Regions from separate parts of the Mus musculus genome. Here region 2 is linked to region 1. Evidence: chromatin loops called from intact Hi-C (ENCODE). Cell type or tissue: heart. All regions are shown on one strand. Each heading gives the region's core, and the rest is flanking DNA. Links, peaks and the distances in the headings are about the cores only.

The links. Peaks named below come from ENCODE experiments on the same cell type or tissue, not always from the same donor. Only the 100,000 strongest peaks of a DNase experiment are listed, where the experiment ranks them.
Region 2: it touches region 1 in a loop (2.0-fold over the local background); 1 of 42 quality-filtered maps calls a loop at or near these places.

Annotation. Positions count from the first base shown.
Region 1 is chr9:107,489,346-107,496,908 of GRCm38, forward strand. All of the region lies in intron 3 of Cacna2d2 (calcium channel, voltage-dependent, alpha 2/delta subunit 2), which reads left to right. It overlaps Gm34037 (a long non-coding RNA gene), which reads right to left and starts at 1,438. Exons shown (of 2, transcript XR_871151.3): 1 at 1,321-1,438. In heart, for the core only: no CTCF peak of the experiment used is centred there; no DNase peak of the experiment used is centred there; H3K4me3 peaks cover 302 bases; H3K27ac peaks cover 3,260 bases.
Region 2 is chr9:107,383,893-107,391,455 of GRCm38, forward strand. No RefSeq gene overlaps it. Among named protein-coding and RNA genes, the nearest start is that of Cacna2d2, 12 kb to the right of the region's middle. In heart, for the core only: a CTCF peak has its summit at 3,028 (motif pointing left); no DNase peak of the experiment used is centred there; H3K27me3 peaks cover 847 bases.

The DNA.
Region 1 (7,563 bases), core at 1,134-5,133:
TGGGGTTTGTGTCCAAAATGAAACCATATCTTCCATCCAGACCTATTCAGTCCATGTCCCCACAGCTTCTAAGGGCTCTGGTTCCCATTATACAGGTGAGAAACTGAGACCAGAGAAGTGATAGCAATTGCTGAGTCTCGGGAACGCAGGCCTCCAGCGTGGGGGACAGGTGAGGGGAGATGACATTGTCACCCACAGGAACACACACAGAACCCTGCATTGCCTGTCTCAAAATGTAGCCTGATGAGAGGGCAACATGCACTGGTGTGCTCCTTGGGAAACTCAGATAATGCCATGCTTCCATGATAGCCCTCCCTGACGCTGTCTGTGTGGCTCAGTAAAGGCAGAGAGAAGCATGGGTGAATATACTATGTCAGAACTCAAAGGAAGCAAATCTGCTAAACTTACTGGACAATCCCCCTGCTCACCGTGGACCAGTTCGCCTGGAGAGATATACGGTGGTCATGCTGTGGTTGAGGCAGGGCAGAGGGTACAAAATTGGGGCTTCTCCTTCATTGACACCCTCAAGGGGTTAGACATCATCTCAGACTGAGCCCCTTCAGTCTTGGAGTGCACGAGACTCAGTCTCAGTGCTGCTTGGTGGAAAGCACTTACCCACAGTGAGGATCTGAAGTTGGAAGTTGGTACCCAAACTCCAACCTAAGGCCGTTTATTGGATATAGTGGTTTATTTCTTACCAGGCACCCTCTAGGGGGGGGTTAGGGGCTAGGGTTAGGGTTAGGGTTAAGGTTGGGTTAGAGAATTACCCTAACCCTAACACCTAATCCTCTAACCTAGAGGTAGGTAACCTTAGGGTACCTAGAGGTAGTACAATGACCTGGTGGGTCAAGGACCTGTGAGACACTACACACAACACACACACACACACACACACACACACACACACACACTGTCCAAGAGCCTGTGTGGCTATCTAGGTCTACACCCAGCCCTCCTAAGGCAGTCCATTGCCAGAGTGGAACTCAGGCTGATCCCAACAGTATGTGCTAAGCCACAGGCCTCCCTTTCCTCATCCTGTGGATAGATTTGGCTGCCGTCCAGTGACACAACCCACTCTTTCTGTGCGGACCAAAGTTCTCGTTAAAGCTAAAGCAATCAAACGGGTGGAACTGATGGCCACCTGTGGGTATACTTGCCTCCTCCGCTTGCTCGCTCGCTCGCTCCCTCCTTCCCTCCCTCAGAAGAAGTGTCTTCAAGCTAATAACTTTCCTCTTCTTAGTGTTAAAATGCACCCTGCCTCTCTCTCTCCCTCTCCCTCTCCCTCTCCCTCTCCCTCCCCCCCTTTTTCTCTCAACATACCTGTTACAAGACAATGTGGTGTTTTGCATGTGTGTCTTCCGTAGGAACCCAGTCTTTAAGGACCCAGTAATTTTCTGGGGAAATTTGTGTGTTCTGAAAGTCATACCTTGGGGACACCAGATAGGGCCATTGTCTTGCCTCCACCCCCGCCCACACCCCAGACCACACCCCGCCCACACCCCAGACCACACCCCGCCCACACCCCAGACCACACCCCGCCCACACCCCAGACCACACTTTATGTCTTTCCTTTTGTTCTGGAAAATTGAAATATAAACTGTCTCTCCCAGATGGTACAGAGAAGTGCGGGAATCAATAGCCAAGCTGGCAGGGCCCACAGGGACCTTGGGGGCCTAGGCAGGAGCAGAGAAGCAGCTTCACACCTGCAGAGAGAGAGACCACCACTCTGATGAGTTTTTCCGTGTTACATGTGTTCTGACCTTTTTATAGGAAAACAAATTCGCTTTACTATTTTATATTATTTTTTAGCAACTCATGTCGCGTGTGCGTGGCCAGTGAAGGAAAAGGTTAGGAAACCTGTCACTGTCAACCACCACAAGCCCCTTTCCTGCAGCACAGGCCATCCTGGGGCTGTTTGCCATTTGCCTCTTTTGGTTGCTGGAACTAGGGTGAGGGGTTTAGGGTTTGTTTTCCATTGTTCTGATGGCAATTTTATCTTTATGTTGGAAGCAGAGTTGGGATGGATGAAGGGAGGGACTGATGTGTCCCAGTCACAGGACAGGTAAGGCATGGGTCTGGCTGGCCTGCTCTGCCCAAACTGACACACGTTCCCTCATCCCTTGGGATTCTATAAAGTAGAAGATTGGGACAAGAAGGTCATGGTCAGTGAGTTCCACATGCAAAGCACTGAGCTGGTTACGCGCTGCAGTAAGAGGTCTGAGCCAGGAAGGCACCAGCAGTCTATGTACCGGACACTGTCCATTTGTGCATGCCCGCTCTCAGACAACAAGAGGTACAGAGGTTGATCTGAGTTGGACTTTCTTCTACTCCCTTACTGGGGTGCTTAGATGGACACACCACTACCTATTCAAGACAGGGTGGCAGGGAGGAGAAGTGCCTGGTGCCCAGCTCCCCAGCTCAGCCTCCACGTCTACTCCTATTGTCAGCCCTGGGTCTCCAACCCCCTCGGTGCTGAGCTGCGTCTTGCTTCGTTATTATGCAGATATTTTAATTATGCAGATATGTTTTTAGACAGTTTTAAATATGTATATTATTTACTCATTAGACCATAACAGCTCTGGAAATTGGAAATCTGTATTTAGTATCTAGCAGTGCACAATATGGATCTAATGTGGGGGCCTCAGGGAAAGAGACAACAGGAGACGGCTGGGCTGGGCGAGGCTACTCGGTGGGGCTGCTGGGCATACCATCATCAGGACAGGACCCAGGGACACCAAGATTAGTTGGTAAACTCTGGACACTTCTTAGGGACCATTTTACTGGTCCTCCTCTTGGATAAAGGACAAGGGAACCACTTAGGGAACAGCAGGTAAGCCAAGCCAGCCAAGCCCACCTGGCCTGATCAGCCCCTGCCCTGAGGGGCCTATAGTCCAACCCTCCTGGGCTGTGGCATTAGGTAGACCTGAAGATGTCTCCTGCACCGCTCCCTGACCAGAGGAAGGTCTGTGGCAGTGGCACTAATACTCTGCCTCAGTCCCCTCGGCCACAAAAGAATCCCGTCTTAGGCACCCTGCAATCCTCCATCTGGCCTATAAACTGCATTAGTCTGTGAAGCCTTGGCCTAGGTAGGTGCTGGGCATGTCTAATGCTAGCTAGGCTGTGACTGCAAACACTCTGATAGCCCTCCTATGGTTTCTCAGAGCATCTCTCTGGTGCTACCACTCTGTTCTGGACCTACTGGCCCTGGCCTCTACCTCAGAGCTCCTCTCTCCATCCCAGCTCCCACGTGGCTCATCCCCACCCACCCCCTGGACCCCAGAGCTCAACATTTGGCTCATCACAAGTTCCCTCTAAGCCTCTCAGATCCTCTTGGAAGCAGCAGTAGCAGTAACTAATTAAAACCCAAAACTCTCTAAAACCTTTCCCTCCTGGCTATGCAATTGAACAAGTCCTGTTTGATGGGCAGTTGCTTCCAGAGCCTTCTGCCACCAGTTCTGATTTGAGGGGCTCCCGGATGAGAGAGGATAGAAAAGGCAAGAAGCGGGGTGCTGTGGGCAGGGTTTTTAGAGGGTGAGCCACCTGAGGGCTCTTCCTCCTTACTATTCCCAAGCCCAGTCCAGCCCAGGATGTAGGGACTCCAACCCTCCAGGTGTTGTCCATGGCCTGGGTCCCTTATCTCACACCATCGTCTGTCTCAGTCCCCCTAAGCTAAAGACGTTTAACTTACTGAAATTTGAAGGTACCGGTGGCCCACTGCTCCCCAGGAGAGTATTGTCCCCAGCCCAGCGCACAGCCTGTCCCCTTCTTTCTTGCCTTTTCTTGCAAGAATAGCTCCCAGAGCTCAGGGAAATTGATTGTTAAGTGAAACTCTCTGATAATTGCCTCTGAAATGCCTGCTGTTATCGTGATGGACTTGGCTGTGAACAGCCCTCCTCAGAATCCCACTGCGGTTCCCTCCATTGCTGACCATGGTGGGGACACCACAGGCCAGGCAAGACACCATCAGCAGCTTCACAGTAGCAGCATGGCCCTAGGGACCCCTTACCCTGCAGGGTGTGGTGAGGAAAAGAGGTCCCCAGAGGCCAAACCACAGGCCTGGGATCACAGCCCTGACTGGCTGGGGCAAAGCTCAAGCCCAGACCTCTATATGGGTTCAGATATCTCTGGCCTTGATTTAACATATGTTTGCTATCTACTCATTATATGCTAGGATCCAAGTTACCCTAAATTTAATAGCAACCAGGCACTGTCCCTCACTGAGCTCAGAGATCAAGATGACAGGCACAAGGAAGGTTCCCTGGGTGTCATAAGGGAACATTTTCTGGTGCCCAGAAGGAGTAGGGATTTGTCACGGGGAGTGGGTGAGTCAGGCTACAGGAATCTAGTCAGAAGTGCATGGAGGGGGGATAGCAGGGCCCTGGTAACAGGAGGATTCAAGAGCATAGCCCAGAGTCTAGACAGGGAGTCACTCCCAGGGCACTGTCACTCACAGCCCAGGCTAAGAACAGAGTGTATCTCCCATACACAGCAGACACCCTGGGGACAGGGACAAACTGAGGCTCTAGCTTGACCCAGAGTTAAGTAGCCTGCCTGCCCCTGGCCCATCCCAGGGGCACTAGAGAGGTGGGAGGAAGGTAAGTCTTGGGGGAGGAGGAGGACCCTTGGCTACCCCAAAGCAGGCCTGACGGTTATGTGCTTTGTAAAGACTGAGGACCAAGGCAGAGAGTGCTAAGCTGAAAGCCCCCACATACACACAATGATGTGCCCTACCAGGTAGACACAACAGGAAGCCTACAGGCTGGGCAAGGGCTAAAGGAAACTTCCAGAAAAGGTGGCTAATCAGGCAGAGGAGCAGTTAAGAGGGGAAAGCCCTCAAGTGGACCAGAGCCTGCAAGAAGAACCCCATTGGACAGGGTACCTGTGAGGGCTGCTAAGTTAGAGAAATGGGGCTGCCTAGAGACTGCTCACCCTCCGTGTGGATCTGTTACTACCCGCAGTTCACAGCAAGACCTGGAGGGCCAGACTGGTGCAGCCCCTGCTTGAGGAAGCCATGCTGAATGCAGGCCAGGCCTTCAGGGGTGGTCCCTCTACCCCACGCCCCCTCGCTCTCAGGCCTGTTGGGACCTTGAGCCCCAGGGGCCTGCCCAATTCACCCTGTCCCACCACCTGGCCCTTCCTTCCCACACCACTAGACCTGGCTGTTTAGCAGTTTCCACACGTCCAGCGCCCGGGGACGGGCTGATTGATCTGTAACACCGAAAAAATAATAATGGCTTGATCGTTACCGAGGATTAAAAGTAATCCTTCTGCTGTGGCTATTGCAACTCCGTTATTCACGAGTCAGCGGGCTGACCCAGGCCTTTGAGCCCAGGGGACTCTGTGAGCTTAAGGAGACCAAGGACTGAACCCTCCCTCCGGGGTGCTCCCTTACCTTGTCTGCTAGGTTTTGAAGCCTGAGGATCCTCGTGTTCTTGGGACCCATGAATCCTAGGGTCAAAGCCGTGTGCTGAGAGCGTGAAAGGGCAAGTGCATAAGTGTGCACTCGCGCGCGCGCGCACACACACACACACACACACACACACACACACACACACACACACACACACACAAAATGGCTGGGGGTAAAAGCAGAAAATCAGTAGAAGAATAAGGGAGCAGATTCCTTAGAGCCATGGTTCAGTTTGGGGCTTCAGCCCAGTTTGTTCTCCATCTTTTCTATACTAAGAGGCCTTAGTCTGGTTCCCACATTGCCTTAGACCCAACAGTTATGAAAAGCAATGGCCTCTACAGAGCCCCCAAGTAGCCTCAAGTCCCACTCTGAGGTACGTCTCAGGTCCCAGGGGAAATAAGGGCCCACTAGATAAGAGGAGGGGAGATGCCCTGGTGACTCGAGGCTCCTGCTTTGAGCGGTACCTCCAGGGGCTACCTCCCTGGACTTGGTGGATCTTGCAGCCCAAGTATAGAGCTTCACAGCTGGTGTAGTGCGGTGCCCACTTAAAATGCCACAAATCCCTTCACAGAAGGGTACTGCAGGATTATGAATTGGGAGGTCTCATCTATCCTAGGGGTTTAAGCCAAAAGGAAAATTCTTTCAGATGAAGAGCTTTGGGGGCTAGTGATATTCAGATCTACTCTCTGAGATAAGGGTCCAGGTCCTGAGTGTGAAATGGATTCAGAAAGACTGGAATTGTGGGGCAGGACCCCACCTGAGTAGGGTAGTGGATGATAGTCATTGGAGCGATGACAATGTGGAAGGCAGGCAGCAGAAGTCTCAAGAGAAGAAAGTTTATACCAGGGCTAAGGAGATGGCTTAGTGGGTAAACACTTGCCACACAAGTGTAAGGGACAGAGTTCGATTCCCAGAACCCACATAAAAGCTGGCAGGTGACGATAAGATCCCTGGACAAGCTGGCTAGCAAGACCCATCACATCAGCAAGCCCTGTGCTCCGCAAGAAACCCTGCCTTATTGAAGTCACAAGCATGCACATATATCCCATGTACATACACCTCCGTGCAACAAAAGGAGAACCTGTTATAGGACACATGGCAAATTGGGTAGACTGAAGATCACCCCAGGGAAGTGGGCCTCTATTAGGTTTTTTTAGACCCTCTTTTCTGGGACCTACATGCAGGCCTGATGGACAGGGATGAGATGTCCTGAATACCCAAGACACTGGGGTCTTCTGATTCAAGTCGGAAACCTAAAGTCAGGACCGGGATAGGTGGGGCCAAAATGAGGAACACTAGGTATAGAGAGCCCTGTGAAGGAGTGGTCTTCGGATCCTATGGGCTAAGCAAGGTGAACGTGATAGTAACGACTGGGTTAGGACTCCAGATTAACCCAGGCTCACTGTGCAGCCTAAGCAAGTTGCTCACTGTCCTGCAGTGTTAGCACGCACAGTGAGCAGTAATGGGTCCACATGTGTCACTGGCCAGAGGAACGGCTTGGCATGCAGTGTCCTCCCCATAAGCTGGACAAACTGGACTCCAGTTCCTGGTGGTGGCAATCACTGTGTCTTAGTTAGGGTTCTAATGCTGTGAACAGTCACCATGACCAAGGCAATTCTTATAAGGATAATATTTAATTGGGGCCAGCTTACAGGTTCAGAGGTCTAGTCCATTATCATCACGGTGGGAACATGGCAGCAATCAGGCAGGCATAGTGCAGGAGGAGCTGAGGGTTCTCTATCTTCCTCTGAAGGCTGCTAGCAGAATACTGACTTCCAGGCAACTAGGATGAGGCCCACACTCACAGTGACACACCTACTCCAACAGGGCCACACCTTCAAATAGTGCCACTCCCTGGGCCAAGCATATACACACCATCGCACACTGCAGTTCTCAAGACATCACTGAATTCTGTTTTTCGAGGAGGTTTCATCCTTGGAGCCTCAGCCCTCCCTGAAGCACAGAATCCTTGAGAGTTTCAGATTTAAGCCCAGAGGGTGGCCAGGTCCAAGGGCCTTTACCATAAGCCTTGGTGATGTGCCCAGTACCAGTACTGAGCCTCAGTTACTCTTGCCTGGTGATGCTCCCTGGTGATATATTACATTACCCCTCCCCACCATAAGAAGTGGGCTGTCTGGGTCTGTCACATGCCC
Region 2 (7,563 bases), core at 1,206-5,205, 110 kb before region 1:
TCTGCACTGCTTGAAGGGTATCAGAGACAAAATTTGACCTTTCTGGGACCTAAGTTTGATAGGGGAAGATGAAGCTTTTGTTAGCACTGCGCTCCTGCTCCAGATTTAAGGAGGACCACTAAAACAAACAAACAAACAAACAAACAAACAAACACCAGAGGTCTAAAGGAAGGAAAGGTGGAATTTTCTAGAAGAAGGACATGTGGAAATGATAGGTATTTTAGCCAGAGAGAACAGCATAAATAGAGCTGCCCTTTCAAGGAATCAGAGCTTATGAAACCTGGGGGAAGCATGACAGAACTCTAGCTAAGGAAGAATAAACACAGATCTCACGACCTCTCCTTGTCTTGTGTGAGGAGGCAGACTAAAGCACCCTTGTCTTCCAGAAGCGAAAACTGAGGTTCAGTGGGAATTAAATGACTCGTCCAAGGTCAACAGTTTTTGAGTGGCTGAGCTGTGACATATGCCCAGGTCCCAGTGCCATTTTTCAGCTCTGACCTGAGCCAGGATTCAGACTAAACTCAGGCTTGTGGCTTGCCAGCCTCTGAAACCCTTGCAAATCCCTCCTGGGAGTAGGAAGTGTCAGAGGAGTAATTAAATGATTGAATGAGCAGGGCCAGTGACTGGAACGAGGCACCAGGCCACACCAGGTGTCCTTCCAAAGAGCCACATGTCCCCACGTGGGGGCTCCAAGAGCTTGCACTGTAGGGGGGCCTGTCTTCCCATCACAGTGGGAGTCAAGCTGACTCAGTACTCTGTGCAGAACTATGGAACAGCAGGCTCAGGGCTTAGTTGGGCAAACTTCCCTATGCGTAACCAGTTCCTGCCACCAGACTGTTCATAGCATGGAGGGTAGACTCTGGACAGACTGGTTAGTGGCCAGCTGGGCTGGGGGAAGGGGGATGACTTCTCCAGATCCATTCTCAACTTGAATTAGTTCCTTAAACTAAAGCAAGCTTGGGGGGAGGTGGGAAACATACCTGGGGTTTCTTCCCCTATGCAGAACTCTGACCCAATGTCTTAGCCTAGCTCTCCCCCTCTGCCTACCATCCCAACTGCGTTAATGACTTTTTAATAAATTGAAAAATTGTTTCAATACCAGATGCGATCCTGGGACATTGTTCGTGACTGTATTGAGCTTAAGTCAAATGCTTTGCATCCCCAAATCCGACTGATTAATAATTACGAGGAGAAAGTCTGTCTTTACTGTAATGTGTTTAGGAAAACTGATGGATTTAATTTTTTTATCGGCCAAAGTAAGAAAATGTAATCTTTCTGAAAGTATCTAATACAACAATGCACCATAATTAGTTTCTCTGGAAACAGGCATAATGGAATAGAATAATAAATCACTTCTCCCATCCCTTCCTTCTGATGGAGAGAGATTTCCTGTCTGTGGGGCTGGGAATACAGCAGGGAACAGGGTTGGTAGGGACGAGGTGGCCATGGCTGTGTGGCCTCATCTCCTCCCCACTGACTGGGCAGATGTCGGCTCTACTTTTCCAGGGTCACGGGGCACCGCTTCCTCGTTCTCAGGTCAGGCTCCAAGCATTTTGTCAGAGGTCAAGACCCAGGATTTAGGAAGACAGTAACTCCTGCCTGTCTCTTGGCTCCATGTGGGCTGTCTTGACTACCTTCCTTGTCTAGGCAGCCTGGATACAGGGCCTTGAGAGGGCAGTAGTGAAAAAATGATTATTTTGGCTGAGTATTTAGAGATCCTGAGATGAGGGAGGTGAGGCAGGTGGGCAGAGGAGGGTATGTAATTCACAGCTGAGATTGCTCACAATATCTAACCAGCATGGTCCTTAGCCTGAGTTCTTGTGGCAAAAGAGATGTTAAAAGGAGGGAGGGGTAGAAGATGGATCCATCCCATCCCACTAAGAGCTATATGAGGAATGACTTACCCCCACTTCTCCAGGGGTGGCTTTACCAGACAGAATTCAGTCTTCCTGGACCTTACTCCCACTCTGGGGCAGCCCTGCCTGGCAGCTCAAGTCTTTAGTCTTCATCCCCTGCACCCCAACCCTGGGCCAACACCCAAAGTGTGTACTGTTTCCATCAGACTCTGGATTATAGCCTGCCCGGACCCCCCTCCCCCGCCCCCTTTGCTGCCGACAGGCCGCAGGCCTGCAATCAGTAATGACAGGATAATTGTTTGTTTTATTGATCATGGCCACTCTTCTGTGGCTCGGTGATGGATGATGTGAGAGGGGACACACCCTCTCGCTCTCGGCGCAGGCACCCTTCATACCAGGAGAACTAGAGATGCTTTTTCTTGGTCCTATTCAGTTTACCACCTCACTTCCCCCTGCTCTATGACAATGGAGCCTCGAGGCTGAGCCCTACTATCTCAGATCTGCAACCCAATTCCTTCTTTCTCCCCACTCTCTATCCTCGGATTTCTCCCTATAGCTCACACTTCAGGGGGACCCTTACCTAAGTTAGAGGTCCAGAGGAGCAGTGTGTGACTAAGGTATCCCAGAAGGTGTGTTACAAATGCCTGCAGACTGCAGGGTCCGTGAACTTCCCTCTTGAACGCTCTATACACTCTCCCAGCTGGTTTCTGTCTCAGCCTCTCCCATGGTAGGTACCTTGGCTACATTCTGGGCCAAATGTACTGCCTGAGCCCAGGTGAGGCTGCACCTTCACCAGTTCCATTTCTGGGAGACCCTTTGGGAACAGGACAGGTGTTCAAGTGTGCTCAAGTGCTATTCTCTCCTAAGCCTGTCCCCAGAGAGACCTCTGCTCTAGGAATCCCTGAGCCTCCTTGTCTGTCTACCTGAGTGCAGTTTACATTTGAGAGCCAGAAGTGAGAAAAAGGCTCACACAGGAAGATTAGGGACATCTCATTTCACCCCTCAGGATCCTGATGGACCAGTGGCTGGAGAAAGTGGGTATCCAGGACTGGGGGGGGGGGTAAAGGGGAGAAGGAAAGGGGGGGGTGTCATTTGATGCCCTGTCACTTAATCACTTTGCTCAAACTAAAAGTAGGAGTGCACCTTCCTGCCCCCTGGTGGTCAGGTGAGGCTGCATGGTTGGCTCTAGCTATCTAGGCAATGAGAGCAGTAAACAAAACCTGTGCTATTTCTAAGCTGGCCAAAGAATTCATCAACTGATGTGAGTCCTTTAGAGACCCCATCTTCATCTGCCATGACAACAGTCAATCTTCCAGGCTTAGCGGTTTGGTCAGCCCGCTCTCCGTGTGAAGATGGCATGGAGCAGAGAGTCTCAGCTGACCCATGAAGGACATGGAGCAAGGAAAAGAAATAAACCTTCATTATTCTAAGTCACTAAGATTTGGATGACTGTTATTGCAGCCTAACGGAGTCCATCCTGGCTGACATAAGAGGGAAGGTAGGCCCTCCTATATGAATCAGCCTATCTCCACCATTAATGGGCATCCCTCCCTACGCCTTGGTTTCCCTACCAGTGACCTGTCTGTCTTTTGGGACTGTGGGGAGAATCAGATAAGGGGAGAGCGTGAAGTCCTTGAGTCATGGAAGAGTGAACACGGTGTTTGTAGGTGGGGAAGGTGGCAGTGAATTATTGACCCTGGTTGGAAGGTGCTGTTGCCGCTGTGAGAGTGACACAATGTAGTGATAGTCACACTATGACAATAACAGCAGCTCTGAGCTGTTAGTAGTAGTAGTATTGGTGATACTGTTTGTGCTGGTGAAGAGGACAAGATGCACACATAGCCTTGGATGGACGGGAAGGCCTGGAACATTGATTAATTACCTCCACTGGACTGGCTAATTGTCCACTGATCTCTGCTGTTCAGGCACCCTGCCTGTCTGGTCCTGGCAAGCCTTCCAGAGCAGGATTGCATGGTGTCAGGGCAGAGGTTTTCAGACCCAAGACCTCTTTATTTGCCTTAGATGAGCATATCCCAGTGAGCCCAGAGCAGGCTTTTCCTGGGGAGCTGGGTGCTACCTGCCTGGGCAGCTGTACAAGGCATCAGATGGTGTTTTCTTAAAAGCTGATGGGTACAATATGGAATTGCCATGTGCTGAAGGTTTGCTCTGTGTGCAGACTGAGAAAGCGGGGGTGGGACGGCTAGGGGCTGGCCAGCAGAGCCTGCTTCCAGAGCTGCTTCCAGAGCTCAGGGAAACTGCCTTGTACCCATCAGAACCTTTGTCCTTTGACTCAGGATCTCTCATCAGTTCTGGGCAGTACCACAGACTCAGGAGCGATTGCCCTGACTTGCTATCTGGAACTCTCTGGCTACTAGAGGAGGGGGTTCTGCATCAGACACACCCAGAGTGACACATTTGACATGGTTATCTGAGTGAGGGCCAGGACAGAGTAGGTCTTTGGCTATACTTCCATCCCCAACCTACTTCTCTGGTACTGATGGGCAAACTAGGGTCAGAAATGGGTGAGGCAGATTGTGAAGAGCTGGGCCAGAGAGCTGTGTTCCTGCCTCCCAGTCAGGACACCTCACATGACACCTGAGTATGTCATTCTAACTTTTGCTGGAAGATACAGATGAAAATTAGGGGGTAGGAGGGAGAAACAAAACAAAACAAAATCAAAAAAAAAATCAGTACATTCTATTTTTGCTGAGTTGGCATTTCTGTCATCCCATTTTGAGGGGCATGTCTTGTCTGCTCTGAGGAGGTGAGGTGGGAGGGAATAACTCCATTTAAAAGCAGAACTAAAAGAAAACATCCACAGGCCCCATTTCACTGCACCAGACACGATGAGCAAACCATGGTCGTTAACATGATAAAAGTCACTTTGTCTGGGTGTAAAATTCATTTTCCCCATTTAGCACATGGTGCATTTGCCTCCCGCTGCAGTTCCTGGGCTGCAGTCTCTCCCCAAGAACATCCTGAGACTGTCCCCATTCCCATTAGGCAGGGTGCCTAAGACCTAGACCTCGCAAGGCAAGGACCCCAACTCCAAGAGGAACTCACCATATAGTTATTTCTCGGCCACAAGGCAGCTGCCCCACCCCTGAAGCCTTGAGAATGACCTTTAACCTTCTGATTCTGCCAGATCGGGGAATACTTGGCAGGACAGATATGTGGAGCCTTTGAGGACCCCAAAGACCTCCAACTGGCTGGATTGTTGACTTGGTTCTGTCACAGAGCACCTATAGGAGCTTTTTCTGCCTACCATGTACCCCAGCCTTTGCCTGTTCTTTATTAGCCCTGGGGGCCTGCCCTCAGTGTAGGTCTTCACCCCGCTTCCAACTCTCAGAACAGAGAGTTACCAATGCCTTACGCATGCTAGGCAAGGCCTCTATCACTGACCTACATCTCAGCCCCTGGAGGCTCCTTAAACAGTGTATCAGGGTCTCCACGTGGACTTTTCTGGAAAAATAGGACTCCGGCAAGCTTATGGCCCAACCTCGGGAGACCTATAAATTGTCCCCACCTCATCTGTCTGGGAAAAGGGGGTCCCTGTTCTTCAGATTCCACAACTCGCATGTGAAGGAATAGCCCTGGACTCCCGAGCCAGAGGAGCACAGCTCTCAGCTTCAGGGCTGGAGCCTGGGGAGCGAGGAGGCCCCAGCCCCGGTGTCAGGGTGCGGGAGGCGCTGTGTGCATGGCGGGCGGGGCCAGCAACAGCTGTTCACTTACTGAAGCTATTTTATAATATTGCCGGAGCTTTTAAAATAATCCCATTTCTGCGGAATATTCCCAGCTAATTGGAGCTGTCTCTTTCTTATTAAACAGAAAGGTTATAAAAATGTGTGTTGAGGGTTTAAGAGCAATACCTCTCGGCTGCTCTCATTGTTATGACAAAGATCACATACCGGAAGCCTGCACTTGGCGGGCTAGGCCAAGCAGGCTCTGGTAGCTGGGCTGGTATGGAGCAGGCACAGGGGCAGGGGCAGGGGCAGGGGCAGGGCAGGGGCAGGGGCAGGGGCAAGGACAGGATCTGTCAGAATCTCCCGGTGGGACCTTGCACAGCACCGGCTTGAGGAATGGCAGCCCTCCACAGAACAATTGCTCTCTAAACACTTAGGCTGCTGTGACAGGGCTGTCCATCACCCAGGCCTCTGACTGGGAGAATTCGAATAATTTACTGAGAGTCAGAAGGAAAAGGGGGAAAGTGATTCCAATTAGCTGAGCCAGGAAGCAGATGAGCTCGTCAGAGCCTCAGCTCTGGAAGACAGATAAACAGCCTTGGCTACACGATGGGGTGCAGTCCCCAACATCAGTTCCAGCAACTGAGAGACAAGCAGGCCCCGGGGACCAGGAGCCCCCCATTCTTCAGATGGGAGTGTGAAGCCTGCAGCTGCACAAAGGTTACCCCAAGGTCACTCCACAATGAGTGAAAGATGAAATGACTGAGGCCTGCCCAGGACCAGACTTTTCTTGCACCCCAGTCTGGTACAGAAAGTTCTACTTGACTCTGTTCTGGGAACCTTGGGACCCCTTCATTTCCTCCATCAGAGTAACCCCAATTACAGTCTGTCATATATTGGAGTCTTCATCAAATTTAGTTCTAAAAGAACTTCCCTGTTTTTTAAAAAGCTGGGTCTTTGAAGAGGCAGAGCTAATCTCTGAAGATCCGCTTACAGCCTGGCTGTTGTGCTATCTGCCCATGTTCTCAGGGGCAAATATAATCAGTCCCAGAGACTCTCCCGGAGCCTTGCTAACAGAACATTCTAGACTGACCTGGACCCTACCTCCTGGTCCTAGTCTCTTATTTCTCTGTGGGAAACTTTTTGTTCCAACTTCCTTCCCCCGTATTCCCCAACAGCTCCTAAGGTTCTGCCCATGGCTTCCCCTTGACTGAACAGTCACTGAGCAGTATATCCAAGTCCTGGTCCAAGTCACTGCTTGGGGCTCAGTTCCACATTGTCTGAGCCATGGGTGGCTCATGGCATGTATGCAGTGTGTGCAGTGTGTGCAGGGGTGGGGACAGTGTTCATAACATCATGACCCTGGAACACATCAGGAGTATGAAGGTCCCATGATGACTTCCAAACTTATCAGTAGGTCAAGCCCCCAGCCATCTACCAGCAGCGTTGAGAGCCCACTTTCCCTCCAGGAAGACTGGGGTACAGTGATGTTAGGCAACAAGCTCAAGGTTACCTGGGCCCAGTAAGATGCTCCCCTGGCCATGAATCAGAGCAAAACACTAGGATGACTGTCCTTTCCACCCGGTGCTCAAGGGACATTTCTCCCATGATTTGCGGCCACAGCTTGGATGCAGCCACTCGCCTCCTGGCCTCACGGCTGGCAGACTCCAGTGCAGTGGGCTCCTTTATCACAGGGAAGCTTCACTCCTCACAACAGAGCAGACTCTAAATGCTTCACCGGCCTTCTCTGGGGCAGATCTTACCTTGATACCTTTAACCAGCTGTCCAAGGTTCTCATCACCTCAACTGTTCTTTCTTCCACTTCCAGAAAGCAAAAGCAGGAATCCTTAAGCTTACGTTCCTCAGGAGGCAGACATTCAACTCTGCTAGGCTGGGGTAGGATGTTCAAAGGCCTCCTGACTCATTCCTGGGAGCTAAGACCTGTTCACCAACTACACGACATCAAATCCCCAACTTTCTTCTGCAAAGTCCAGCCGACAAGTACCTTGAGCAGGCAGAGCACA